Linked DNA regions of Homo sapiens: all the other regions are linked to region 2. The links are chromatin contacts, found by Hi-C or POLR2A ChIA-PET in ENCODE. All regions are on one chromosome and are shown on one strand. Each heading gives the region's core, a stretch centred on a gene start or an enhancer-like site at or near the end of the contact. The rest is flanking DNA. Distances are from core to core; before and after follow the strand shown.

What was found. Hi-C counts contacts between places; a loop is a spot of excess contacts on that map. ChIA-PET counts read pairs that join two places held with the same protein, here RNA polymerase II (POLR2A). Pooled maps may share reads with other maps.
Region 1: a pooled map shows a loop between it and region 2 (9-fold over the local background). The contact joins the promoter of BCL2L1-AS1 here to the promoter of KIF3B in region 2. A Hi-C loop is called at or near these places in 4 of 50 pooled maps. POLR2A ChIA-PET finds 5 or more read pairs at or near these places in 2 of 52 experiments (WTC11 and activated CD4-positive, alpha-beta T cell).
Region 3: a loop to region 2 is called in a pooled map, with 2.9 times the contacts of the local background. The contact joins the promoter of ID1 here to the promoter of KIF3B in region 2. A Hi-C loop is called at or near these places in 2 of 50 pooled maps. POLR2A ChIA-PET finds 5 or more read pairs at or near these places in 2 of 52 experiments (H1 and activated T-cell).

The regions. Positions count from the first base shown.
Region 1 is chr20:31,673,491-31,677,700 of GRCh38, forward strand. BCL2L1-AS1 (BCL2L1 antisense RNA 1) reads left to right here and starts at 1,618. Exons shown (of 4, transcript NR_187576.1): 1 at 1,618-1,725. The region is part of intron 2 of BCL2L1 (BCL2 like 1); the gene reads right to left. LOC124904883 (a long non-coding RNA gene) reads left to right here. Exons shown (of 3, transcript XR_007067559.1): 3 at 694-757. RefSeq lists enhancers at 245-3,589, 1,404-1,453, 1,474-1,523, 1,856-2,150, 2,121-2,220 and 1 more and a cis regulatory region at 2,521-2,538.
Region 2 is chr20:32,275,709-32,280,114 of GRCh38, forward strand. It overlaps KIF3B (kinesin family member 3B), which reads left to right and starts at 1,943. Exons shown (of 9, transcript NM_004798.4): 1 at 1,943-2,057. It overlaps LOC124904885 (a long non-coding RNA gene), which reads right to left and starts at 1,835. Exons shown (of 2, transcript XR_007067561.1): 1 at 1,596-1,835. RefSeq lists enhancers at 1,699-1,748, 1,795-2,305 and silencers at 1,959-2,118, 2,139-2,318.
Region 3 is chr20:31,601,947-31,606,542 of GRCh38, forward strand. ID1 (inhibitor of DNA binding 1) reads left to right here and starts at 3,343. Exons shown (of 2, transcript NM_002165.4): 1 at 3,343-3,867; 2 at 4,107-4,564. The coding sequence starts at 3,442. The coding sequence ends at 4,148. It overlaps LOC105372588 (a long non-coding RNA gene), which reads right to left and starts at 3,249. Exons shown (of 2, transcript XR_936669.2): 1 at 3,157-3,249; 2 at 2,745-2,999. RefSeq lists a silencer at 920-1,214 and enhancers at 1,967-2,805, 2,541-2,720, 3,110-3,780, 3,781-4,450, 4,497-4,596 and 1 more.

The sequences.
Region 1 (4,210 bases), core at 368-2,867, 600 kb before region 2:
AAAAAAAAAAAAAAATTAGCTGGGTGTGGTGGTATGCATCTATGGTCTCAGCAACTCAGGATGCTGAGGAGGATCTTTGAGCCTGGGAGGTCAGGGCTGCATTGAATCATGTTTGGGGCCACTGTACTCCAGCCTGGGCAACAGAGTGAGACCCTGTCTCAAAAAAACAAAAGATAAAAGCAAAGAAACAAAAAACTATTATTATGACAGCTGACCATTACCAAACATTTCAGTGTTTCACCTGTGCTGGGCACTGAGCTATAAAGCAGTCTATGCACACTAGGCCATATTTCCCAATTACATGTACAATCATCATATTCACTTGAGAGATTATTTTTTGTCCTGTCTCCCCCACTTGACTGTGTGTGGCTCTGTCACCTGTATCTCTAGAACCTGGTGTGCTATACTTGGAACACAGCAGATGCCATTCTAAATAAATCTATTTTAGAAGAACAAATGAATGCTTTCATTTGATCCTCATAACATTTATCAATAGCCCCATTTTACATATGTGAAAATGGAGGCTCCAGAATTTACCCAAGATCCCTATCTAGGAAGTGGCAAGAGTAGGATCTGTCTGAGTTCTGGCCTCACACCATTCTTTTTCTTTTAATCTATCCAAGATAGTACTTCATTCACACTCATTCTGATGTCCAATCTTGCCATCTTAGACCCTGCTATCTCTACCCACAGAAAACCTGACTTCCTTAGTGACTTCAGCAGCAGCGCACACTTCCTGAGCACATACTCTGTAAGGTACTCTTCTTGGTTTTTTTGTAGATTAGTTCATTAGTTGTCTCTACACTCTGTCAGTGGGTACTACCATTAACCCATATAGCTGATGGATATGTGGCCCACAGATGATCTGTGAATTGCTCAAGGCCATGTAGTGAGCTGGTGACCTAACTGGGATGCCTACACCAGCAATCTGGTTCAGTGCCTTTACTCCTAACGTTGATGCAGTACTCTGCTCAGTTTCTAAAGGACAATCATGGGCCAGGTCCATGTACTTCTGTGGCTGAGGAAGGCCTTCATTCTAAGTCCAGGTAACCTGAGGCTCAGAGATACTGAGACCTAGCTAAAGTGGATAAGTGGCAGCTAGCTGTGATGGCTCACACCTGTAATCCCAGCATCTTTGAGAGTTCAAGGTGGGCAGACTGTTTGAGCTCAGGAGTTCGAGACCAGCCAGGGCAATATGGTGGGACCCCCATCTCTATAAGAAAAATCTTAGAAATTTAGCTGAGTGTGTTGGCATGCACCTATAGTCCCAGCTACTCAGGAGACTGAAGTGGGAGAATTGCTTGAGGCTGGGAGGTTGAAACTGCAGTGAGCTGTGACAGCACCACTGCACTCCAGCCAGGGCGACAGAATGAGACCCCGTCTCAAAAAAAAAAAAAAAAAAAGGGAAGCCATTTTTAAGCCCCAGTATGTTTGGCAGCAAACCCCATATTCTGAGCCAGGGCCATGGCCCTGGGTCTGTCAAGGAGGGTAAAGTAGCCTGAGGCCATCAGCTGAATGAATAAGCACTGGCTCCTGCCAGCTGAGGGGAACTGGTGCCACAGGAAAAGGATGTGACGAAGACCAGGAGGGAAAGTGAAACCCTTCCGTCCTGGCTTCAGTGAGGAACAAGCATGCCTGTGCCAGACGAACCCTTCCTTCCTCTTGGGTGACTCTGGAGGGCCCAGGCCCATTGCTTCCTTCCTGCTTGGTTATTTCAGGAAAGAGGTAGGTGGAGAAGAGGAAGAGGCTACTAGCAGCCAGGAAAAGTGCCAGGGACACCAGAACTGTACCTTGTTCTGTCCTTCTCACATCCCTGCATTGGCAGGCTGTGAGTCACCTGCAGAGTCACCTTATGCTCCTGGCCTCAGTTTCCCTGAGGGAGAGGCTGATAAATGTGTGCTGAATAGACAAACATGGCCTTGCTAGAAGATCGCTGGGAGATGGTAGGAAGGGGGTAGGGCAAACGGAGAGGCCTTATCACTCTTTTGGCAGGGAGTTGCAGGCGGAGACTCGGAAGAAGTGAGGTTTGTGGTTGGAATCCACTTCCTCTGGTTTTCCCAGGGGAGCTGTTGGCTCCCGAGATGTGAGAAGAACATGGCCTTTCTCCTCTCCCCCACGGAAACATAGGCCTGGAGGTGGGCAACTTGGAGAAGCAGCTCAGTGGAGGCAGGGCAAAGAGAGGGGTGGCAAGACTGTGTTGGGGTCAACACCTCAGTCCAGCCGGCCCAGGTATGGGTGGGTGCCACAGCAAGCCTTTTGGCTTCTGAGCCTCAGTTTCTCCTGCCTTGACCTCCCTAGCAGTAGTGGTGAGATCAGGGGGTGTCATAGAGGGCTCAAGCCATCTGGGCTATAGGGAATATTTGGTGGTATCCTCACAACAAACTTCATGTTTATCTTCCTCCAACTCTGACCTGTTCAATTCAGCTGCCAGCCTCTCCTCCTCCACCTCCTCCCCCACCATTAGTTCTAAGAAGCTGTGCCTGACAGATGCACTTGCATTTCTCAGAAAAGGAAGCGGTTGTGCCGGGAGGAGATAACACCTCCGCTGGGGAATCGAGAAAGCTATCAGGCCTAGCAGTGCGAGTGTGGGCTCTCCATCTCTCTGGCTCAGAACCAGGGTGATGGGCTTGGGGGCAAAGAGAGAGAATTCAGAAAAGCATTTACTGGGGGCAGAGATGCTCATTTGGGGGCTCATAACCTCCTTCCCTGGAACCGATGGAGATAAAACAGCTGATGTTTACTAAGTACCAGGCATGGTGCTAAGTGCTTCGTGTGTAAAGAATTTGCTTAATCCTCACAATAATCCCACCGAGTACATGCTGTTATTACTCTCCAGCTTACAGATGAGGAAACAGAGGCAGAGAGGATAAATCACCCTCCCAAGGTCACAGAGGCCACAAGTGGTAGAGTTGGGATTTGAATACAGGCAGTCTGTCTCCAGAGTCCAAACATTTAACTGTTCCTGGGTGGCTGCTATGTGCTCATATAGGCTCATCCCCTGGGATTCCGATGCCTCCCGTCATCTCAACTCTCTCATTTCAACCCTGGTGACTCCCTATTCTTTCGTAAGTAGATGGCCACAGCCCTCCATTCTTCTCCCAGTGTCCAGGGTGAGAAAAACCAATACTCACCCTTGGAACAGAGTCGGAGACTCCAGGGACCTTACAGCATGCCCATCCAACCTTCCATGTAATACTCAAGCTCACCACGAACACCCCCATTTCACAGACAGGGTTCAGAAGGGTGGAGTGCTGAAGTCCCACAGTGGGTCTGTTTCATTCTGATGGTCCACACCCATGGGAGTTGGTAGTCATCTCGAGGGCATTCTCTCCTTATGCACTTATGGAGAGCTCCCTCCTTCCTGGGTGGGACATTTCATCTTCGGACAGCCCCGTTGGAAAACTCTTCCCTGTCAGGGAGCTGATGCTCGTCTCCCTCTGTCTCCCTTGACTGGCTGGTCTTAGTTCTGCTCTCTCTCCGCTGCTGCTCTCCTGCTCTCCTCCAAGTATCAGTTGTCTCATTTGTGAAATGGAAGTGCTATCTGGATAAAGGCAATTAATTTCTACTTCTCTACCAAGCTGGGCTGCCAGAGCACAGAGCAGGCAGAGAACCAATAAGTCTTGCAAACTAGATTAAGATATTTTGCTTTTGACCTCATCTGTAAAATGCGGATTAAAAAAATCCTTATTTAATTTTTTTTTTTTTTTTTGAGACAGAGTCTCACTCTGTCGCCCAGGCTGGAGTGCAGTGGCACAATCTTGGCTCACTGCAACCTCTGCCTCCCACGTTCAAGTGATTCTTCTGCCTCAGCCTCCCAAGTAATTGGGACTACAGGCATGCACCACCATGCCTGGCTAATTTTTTTGTATTTTTAGTAGAGACTGGATTTCACCATGTTGGTCAGGCTGGTCTCAAACTCCTGACCTCAAATGATCCACCCACCTCGGCCCCCCAAAGTGCTGAGATTACAGGCGTCAGCCACTGCATCTGGCCCAAAATGTCCTTATTTCAAAAGAATACCATGAGGATTCAAATTAATACATGTAAAGGTCTTAGAATTGTGCATGGCACATAGTTAACTTTGAGTAAATGTCTGGTTTATTGTTCTTACTAGTAGACCATGGCTCAGCTTGTGTCTCGGAGCCTTCTCTATGGCTTACAAGGGCCTGCAGGGTTTTCTCAGCTTCACCTAGGGCCAGGCTGCTTCATT
Region 2 (4,406 bases), core at 693-3,192:
TGTGAGATGGAGTTTTGCTCTTGTCACCCAAGCTAGAGTGCAATAGGGTTATTTCGGGTCACTGCAACCTCCACCTCCTAGGTTCAAGCAATTCTCCTGCCTCAGCCTCCAAAGTAGTGGGGATTACAGGTGCCTGCCACCACTCCTGGCTGATTTTTGTATTTTTAGTAGAGACGTGGTTTCTCCATGTTGGCCAGGCTGGTCTTGAACTCCTGACCTCAGGGTGATCTGCCTGCCTCAGCCTCCCAAGGTGCTGGGATTATGGGCATGAGCCACCATGCCTAGCCGAATTGTTATGTTACACATCTGGAAAAATCACTGCTGATTATTTTGTCTAATTTATTAACCACATAGGAAAAAATTAACAATATCTGCAAAGAAAGCTAATGAAAGGGGGGAAAAAATGAGGCAATTATTAGCTTCAGGAAATACCAAAAGAGGCTGGGTGCAGTCTCTTTTGGTATTTCCTTTATTATTTTATTTAAAAATAAACTTCTTCACTGTAGAGAAAGTGTAAATCAAATTATGTGGGAGTTTTAATGGGCCAGGCCTGAGAATAGCACACATCACATTTAATTGGCCAGAACTTGGTCTGAACTGTAAGGAAGGCTGGGAAATACTGTCTAGTTGTGTGTCCAGGAGCAGGAAGAAATAACGTTTTTGAGAGGAAGTAGCAATATCTGCCACAACAGGCAAAAAGTAGTTGTAGGCAGATGAAGAAGACCATCTCAGGTATTCATTTATTCAAGGAGCAAAACATATTTGTTCAGCAACTACTATTGACTAAGCTTGGTTCCAGGCATGGTGGATACAAGAGTGAACAAATAAAAGACTGCTCTTATGCAGTTTCTATTTAGTGGGGAACAGCAGGTGTAAGTTCCATGGGGGTTGGAACCTGCCCTTCTAGGCCAGTGTGGTTGGAATAGAGTTTTAACGAATTTTGCAGGAAGTAATAAGGACTTCATATTTGATTCTAAGAGCAATGAGACTCCATTAAATCGAGTATTAATCAGAAAGTGGCATGATCTGTTTTATTTATTTATTTATTTATTTATTTATTTTAATCTTTATATCTGAGACGGAGTTTCGCTGTTGTCGCCCAGGCTGGAGTGCAGTGGTGCCATCTCTCTCACTGCAACCCCTGCCTCCCGGGTTCAAGCGATTCTCCTGCCTCAGCCTCCCGAGTAGCTGGGACTACAGGCATGCGCCACCACGCCCGGCTAATTTTTTGTATTTTTATTAGAGACGGGGTTTCGCCATGTTGGCCAAGCTGGTCTCGAACTCCTGACCTCAGGTGATTCACCTGCCTCAGCCTCCCAAAGTGCTGGGATTACAGCGGGAGCCACCGCACCTGGCCGCATGATCTGTTTTAAATAATTACTCTGGCCACCTTATGGAAAATGGATTGTTCGGACAGAGCTGGACAAAAGAATGGAAACAGACCAGATATTTCAGGCAGGCTAGAGATGAGCGTGGCCTGGCCTTGCCTGGGGCGGTTGTGACTGACTGGATTGGGTGAAGGACAGGAAAGCTACAACAAGGGTGCCTATAGGTGTTCGTATTGAGTCACTGGGGGCACCCTAAATGGGAGTTACCTCAGTAGCAGTTTGAGACACCAGTCAGATAATGGATGTGAAAGCTTTTAGAAAGGTTGAACGGCGGCTGAAATCGCGTGTGTTCCATTTACAGATGGGAAACTGAGGCACGAGATACCAGAGGATGGAGTCAGGCCACGTTGTGCGCCACTCTCCCCGCTTAGGTGGGTGAGGAGACCGAGGTGTGTTGGGCCCCCGCTAAACACCAGCACCGACCTGAGCCCCGCCCAGACCCCTCCAGCCGGCTTTCCCTGTCCTCTGCTCGTGTGCCAATAAAGTTATTGAAATTGACACCGGTTGCTAAGGAAGTGGGTCGCCGAGCCAGGTTGCTAAGGAAGTGAGCGGCCACTGTCTCTCCCCATCCGGGGCAGCGGGGAATGGCTGAGCCAGGGGTTCGCCGCCCCCGCCGCCGCCGCCGCCGCCGCCGCCGCCGCCGCCGCCCGCTTTCGGCTCGGGCCTCAGGTGAGTCGGAGGGGCCGGGCGCCCACCGAGCAGGGCTAATCCTGTGGCCGCCTGGGGTTTTCCCTGCGACCTGCGCCCGCGCCTCTGCCTGGCTTTGCTGTCCCGCGAGCCGGAGCATCCTCTGCCCTGCCTCCTAGGCATCCTTTGGTAGTCCGGACGGCCTTGCCCCTCCTTCCCCTGGCAGGGTCGCGGCCCGACCCCCAGACACGGCCACCTTGGGTCGCAGCCCACCTGGGGGCCCTGAGGCGGTGGTCAGGGCCCCAGTTTGGGAGGAGGGCGGGGAAGCGAGAGCCTGGGGTCCGAACCTCGGCGCTGTGCTGGGCTTGCTGTGTGACCTTGGGCAAGTCTTTTCACCTCCCTGGCCTTAGCTGACCTGTTTATTCAATGGGGTCCTAACATTGCTGCTCAGAGTGGTAAAGATAATGAGAAGTGTATGTGAAAGTGCCCTAAATGGGGAGAGGGAGAATTCTTAGGGCACCCTAGATGGGAGACCAAGAGGGCAGTTTGAAGTCTGAGCGAGTTAGAGACGTGGCATTTCCACTTAGTAACTGTGTGGCCCTGGGCAAGTTAATTTCTCTGAGTCTTCTTTTCCTTATCTGTGAAATGAGGTAATAGACTACTGTGGAAATCAGTGAGACTGGGTATGTCAAGTAGCTTGGCACATAGTAAGTGCTCAACCAGCTATTATGAGGCGTCCAGGGTAGGAGGGCAAGACTTCCAGGAGGAGATGACTTTGGGACAGGTAAGGTGTAGGTGTGTAGAGTGCCAGCTCATATGGGTAGTCCTACTGCAATGCCAACCCCCAACCCCGGTTTTACTTCTCCATTCTGCTCAGAGCAAGGGAGGTACTTCTACAAGTAGTCCTGGGAAACTCTTTGAGGTCAACCCCTTGTAGATAGCTGGGGTCATGGTCTCATTTTCTACCTGGGCTTCGTTGACCCTTCCAGAAGAAAAAAGGCATCTTTGTGTCCTTTGGGAAGTGCTTAAAGCAGTAATAACTATTTACAAGCATATGATTAAGAAGCACTTTACCAGGCATATTATTTCATTTAATCTTTATGTAGACTTTGCCAGGTGCCTGGTGATGTCATCCTCATTTTGCCGATGAGGAAACTGAGGTTCAGAAAAGTAAAGGGAAGGACCTGCTTAAGAATCCTTTTTTTTTTTTTTTTTTTTGAGACAGAGTCTTAGTCTGTTGCCCAGGCTGGAGTGCAGTGGCGCGATCTCAGCTCACTGCAACCTCCGCCTCGTGTGTTCAAGCGATTCTCCTGCCTCAGCCTCCCGAGTAGCTGGGACTACAGATGTTCACCACCTCGTCCACTAATTTTTGTAGTTTTAGTAGAGACAAGGTTTCACCATGTTGGCCTGGCTGGTCTCGAACTCCTGGCCTCAAGTGATATACCTGCCTCGGCCTCCCAAAGTGCTAGGATTACATGCGTGAGCCACCACACCCAGTCATTGCCTAAGAATCTTGTATCTATTAAGTGATGGAAGTGGACGTGTTTCTAGGTAAATCCTGTATTTTATCCCCCATTCACTGTTGCCTCTGATTTTGCAACAGTTGCTATTATAAGGCCACAGGGGTATTCTTTTGTTACTTTTAACTGGCTAGAAGTTAAAAGGCAAGGAAACAAGATCTCAGGTAAAGCTTTATTTAAATAGATACCACCCAAAGTGAGGATCTCAGAAAATAGTTGGAATCTTTTTTTTTTTTTTTGAGACGGAGTTTTGCTGTTGTTGCCCAGGCTGGAGTGCAATGGTGCCATCTCAGCTCACTGCAACCTCCGCCTCCCTGGTTCAAGCAGTTCTCCTGCCTCAGCCTCCCAAGTAGCTGGGATTACAGGCATGTGCCACCATGCCCGGCTAATTTTGTATTTTTAGTAGAGATGGGGTTTCTCCATGTTGGTCAGGCTGGTCTCAAACTCCCGACCTCAGGTGATCGCCTGCCTTGGCCTCCCAAAGGACTGGGATTACAGGCATGAGCCACTGTGCCCAGCCTGAGAGCTGGAATCTTTAAAAGAGGGCTTCTCTGTCCCTCATTCCCTCCTCATTAAAATGAGGGGACTAGGCTAGATTATACTGAAGGCCCTTTCAGTGCTGTTATGCAGTTGTGGTTAAAAGCTTGCAATCAGACTACCTGGACTAAAATCTTGGCTCTGCCACTTCCAAGCTGTGTGCTACTGAGCAAAGAGGTGCTACTTTACCTCTGAAATGATGCTCAGTACCTCTGAAATGATGAGAGGACTTTTTGGTAAGGGGCTCTGTGAGGAAGAATTATTCATAGTTCATTTTGAACCCCTTGGTGGTATAGTTTCCTCATCTGTAAAATGGGGATAGTAATAGGCCTTA
Region 3 (4,596 bases), core at 2,093-4,592, 670 kb before region 2:
TTCACAGTTGAAGGCCAGGCACTGTGGCTCACGCCTGTAATCCCAGTACTTTGGGAGTCTGAGGTGGAGAGATCACAAGGTCAGGAGTTTGAGACCAGCCTGGCCAACATAGTGAAACCCCGTCTCTACTAAAAAGACAAAAAATTTAGCCTGGTGTGGTGGCGGGCACCTGTAATCCCAGCTACTTGGGAGGCTGAGGCAGAAGAATCGCTTGAACCCAGGAGGCGGAGGTTGCAGTGAACCAAGACTGTGCTATTGCACTCCAGCCTGGGTGACAGTCTGAGACTCTATCTCAAAAAAAAATAAATAAATAGTTGGTGATGGCCAGGCACGGTGGCTCATGCCTGTAATCCCAGCACTTTGGGAGGCCAAGGCGGGCGGATCACCTGAGGTCAGGAGTTTGAGACCACCCTAGGCAACATGGCAAAACCCCGTCTCCACTAAAAATACAAAAATTAGATGGGCGTGGTGGTGGGTGCCTGTAATCCCAGCCTGAGGCAGGAGAATGACTTGAACTCAGGAGGTGGTGGTTGCAGTGAGCTGAGATCGCGCCACTGCACTCCAGTCTGGGCAACAGAGCGAGACTCTGCCTCAAAAATAAACAAAAATAAACACTTGGTGATGAATTAATACTCTAATTTCCTCTGGTTGACTGTTGTTCTTCCAATTATTTGGCAATTCTTTTGAGCAGCAAACTATTCCCTCCCATCATTAATTTAGGATTGCTAAACAAGGCGTAGGGAGTTTAGAGAGTTTTGGTGTGTGTGGTAAGGGGATGAGGAGTCTGGCTAATTAATTGATGATGTCTCTCTCTTTTGAAGCTGGTCTCACTGATTGGTTTGGTTTTCCTGGTTTCCTGATGTGGAGGCAGAAGGCTCCTTTACTTTTCCCTCATCCCCCGAACTTCTGTGGGAAAACGGAACCTGCTGATAACTCAGTGAATTAATTGCTGCGGGGTAGTGCGGTGGAGCGGAGCAGGGAGGGACCATAATATCACCCTCCACTGGTGAGCACAGATTTTTACCCCTGCTAATGTTGTGTGGCTTTGGGTGACTAATCTGAGCTTCGGTTTCCCCACCTGTGGCATGTCCAGGACTCTGCAGTCAGACTGCCTGCTCTCAGCAGGAAGCGGTTGCATTACAACACTGTACCCTCCTTATAATAACACAACTATGGTTATGACTTAGGCGTCGTGTGGAGCCTCAGTTTCCTTTGTATAAAGAAACCAAAGAGCTCCTTTCTTTAGAGTTGTGAAAAAGACTACAGAAGTTGATCAAGCCGGGTGACAGAGTAAGACCCTGTATCATTATTATTTTATTTTGAAACAGAGTCCCACTCTGTCGCCCAGGCTGGAGTGCAGTGGCATAATCTCGGCTCACTACAACCTCCGCCTCCTGGGTTCCAGCGAGTCTCCTGCCTCAGCCTCCTGAGTAGCTGGGGTATTACAGGTGCGCGCCACCACACCTGGCTAATTTTTCATTTTTAGTAGAGACGGGATTTCACCATGTTGGTCAGGCTGGTCTCGAACTCCTGACCTCGTGATCTGCCCACCACGGCCTCCCAAAGTGCTGGGATTACAGGCGTGAGCCACTGCGCCCGGCCCCCTGTATCCTTTTTTTTTTTTTTTTTTTTGAGACGAGTCTCACTCTGTCGCCAGGCTTGAGTGCAGTGGTGCGATCTCGGCTCACTGCAACCTCCGCCTCCCAGGTTCAAGCAATTCTCCTGTCTCAGCCTCCCGAGTAGCTGGGATTACAGGCGAACGCTACCATGCCCGGCTAATTTTTGTATTTTTAGTAGAGATGGGGTTTCACCATATTGGTCAGGCTGGTCTCGAACTCCTGACCTCAGGCAATCCACCCGCCTCGGCCTTCCAAATTGTTGGGATTACAGGCGTGAGCCACCGCGCAGCCCTTCATTTTTTAAAATAAGAAATAAATGAAAAAAGATGATCAAGACAAACTCTTCATACAGTGCCCGCTGTACAAAGTAAGAAATTAATAATGGTCACGTTTGTGATTATTATTTAAACACCAAGCAGATATTAAATATTAGGGCTCAGAGAGGGCATGCGACCCGCCTGAATTCACTCAGCTGCAGAGCTGGAAAGAGAACTCAGGCCTTTTTCCCCACGCTGGAAGGGGTAGCTGGGGCGGAGAGGTGGGGGGAGCGGTGAAGAAACCCCAAGCGGCCCAAGCTGTGGGTCTGGGTTGGGAGACTCGCAGGTGTGGGGCGGGGAGGTAAGGTGACCCTTGCTCAGCGACCGCGCCCGCAAGAAACGCATTCCCAGGCCTCCCGCCCGGGGTCTGCAGGTGACGGGCTGGGGGGAGCACGGGAACTAGCTAGACCAGTTTGTCGTCTCCATGGCGACCGCCCGCGCGGCGCCAGCCTGACAGTCCGTCCGGGTTTTATGAATGGGTGACGTCACAGGCCTGGCGTCTAACGGTCTGAGCCGCTGGTTCAGACGCTGACACAGACCGGCCCGGGAAGGGAGGGGGGAGACTGTAGCTCCGCAGCTGCCGCGCCGTGGGAGGGAGACCCTGCTCTGAGGTCTTTGAGAAGAAAATTTAAAAAGCAGCCAAAAATGGGAAAAAACATTAAAAAATCACGAACTGTTGCAGGTTCAGGAAATTTTTGCAAGGAGCTGCAAATTCAAGGTGGAATCGAATGCAGCCTCACTCCACTGCGCTCTATCTAGTTCACTTCCCAGCCACCCAGCCCCAAACTTACTAGACTTTCCCGAATTAATTGCTCCCACCCGGGAGGGATCTGGGTAGGCCCTCCGGGTCTCAGGAACACGAACAGCAACATTATTTAGGAATTGAGAAAGCCCAGGGGAGCAGATGTAAAGGAGCGCCCGCTTTAAATTTCGGTCCTGATATTTGTAGATCAGGGTCCGAGAAGCATCTTCCAAGAGGGTCCGGAAACCCAGGCTCTCTGGGCTATCCAGAGCCAGCCGCTTCTCCGTTCGGGCCTCAATTTCTCTCATCTGTGAAATGGAGCTGGAGAAGTGAGAAAGTGAATATGGGAAAAACTGATTCCTGAGGTCTTTTCATTATAAGGCAATGCCTGCTTAGCTTCCTTGCCTCCTTCCAGAGGAGCCCAGTGCGGCCCTCGCCTCTACCCGCTGCCCTGCCCGGTGCCCTGCCACCGACCCACCCTTGCTGTTCTGAAACCCGGGTCGTCTTTCCACACTGCGAGCAGGCACTAGACGAGCAGGAGGCTGGACCTAGGAGCGCGGGTCACGCCCCCATGCCGCCCATTGGCTGCTTTTGAACGTTCTGAGCCCGCCCCTCCGGGGGCCGTGGCGTGTTTATAAAAGACAAGCTGTGGCTCCGCACTCTCATTCCACGTTCTTAACTGTTCCATTTTCCGTATCTGCTTCGGGCTTCCACCTCATTTTTTTCGCTTTGCCCATTCTGTTTCAGCCAGTCGCCAAGAATCATGAAAGTCGCCAGTGGCAGCACCGCCACCGCCGCCGCGGGCCCCAGCTGCGCGCTGAAGGCCGGCAAGACAGCGAGCGGTGCGGGCGAGGTGGTGCGCTGTCTGTCTGAGCAGAGCGTGGCCATCTCGCGCTGCGCCGGGGGCGCCGGGGCGCGCCTGCCTGCCCTGCTGGACGAGCAGCAGGTAAACGTGCTGCTCTACGACATGAACGGCTGTTACTCACGCCTCAAGGAGCTGGTGCCCACCCTGCCCCAGAACCGCAAGGTGAGCAAGGTGGAGATTCTCCAGCACGTCATCGACTACATCAGGGACCTTCAGTTGGAGCTGAACTCGGAATCCGAAGTTGGAACCCCCGGGGGCCGAGGGCTGCCGGTCCGGGCTCCGCTCAGCACCCTCAACGGCGAGATCAGCGCCCTGACGGCCGAGGTGAGATCCAGATCCGACCACTAGATCATCCTTATACCGACGGGGAAACGGAGGCCAGAGAGGGCGTGGGCGCTTGCACCACTTCCGTCCCATCCTTGCGGGTACCTGGCTATGCGGGGGTGCCTAAGGAGCCTGGAAAAAGCGCTCCCCCGTCGTGCTTCCTGGGGAAGGGGGCGTTCGCTGCGCTCGGAGCGGCGTCCCTTCCAACCCGCCGGTCTCATTTCTTCTCGTTTTCACAGGCGGCATGCGTTCCTGCGGACGATCGCATCTTGTGTCGCTGAAGCGCCTCCCCCAGGGACCGGCGGACCCCAGCCATCCAGGGGGCAAGAGGAATTACGTGCTCTGTGGGTCTCCCCCAACGCGCCTCGCCGGATCTGAGGGAGAACAAGACCGATCGGCGGCCACTGCGCCCTTAACTGCATCCAGCCTGGGGCTGAGGCTGAGGCACTGGCGAGGAGAGGGCGCTCCTCTCTGCACACCTACTAGTCACCAGAGACTTTAGGGGGTGGGATTCCACTCGTGTGTTTCTATTTTTTGAAAAGCAGACATTTTAAAAAATGGTCACGTTTGGTGCTTCTCAGATTTCTGAGGAAATTGCTTTGTATTGTATATTACAATGATCACCGACTGAAAATATTGTTTTACAATAGTTCTGTGGGGCTGTTTTTTTGTTATTAAACAAATAATTTAGATGGTGGTAAAGTTGTAGTGACTTCTTGGGTTGAGGGG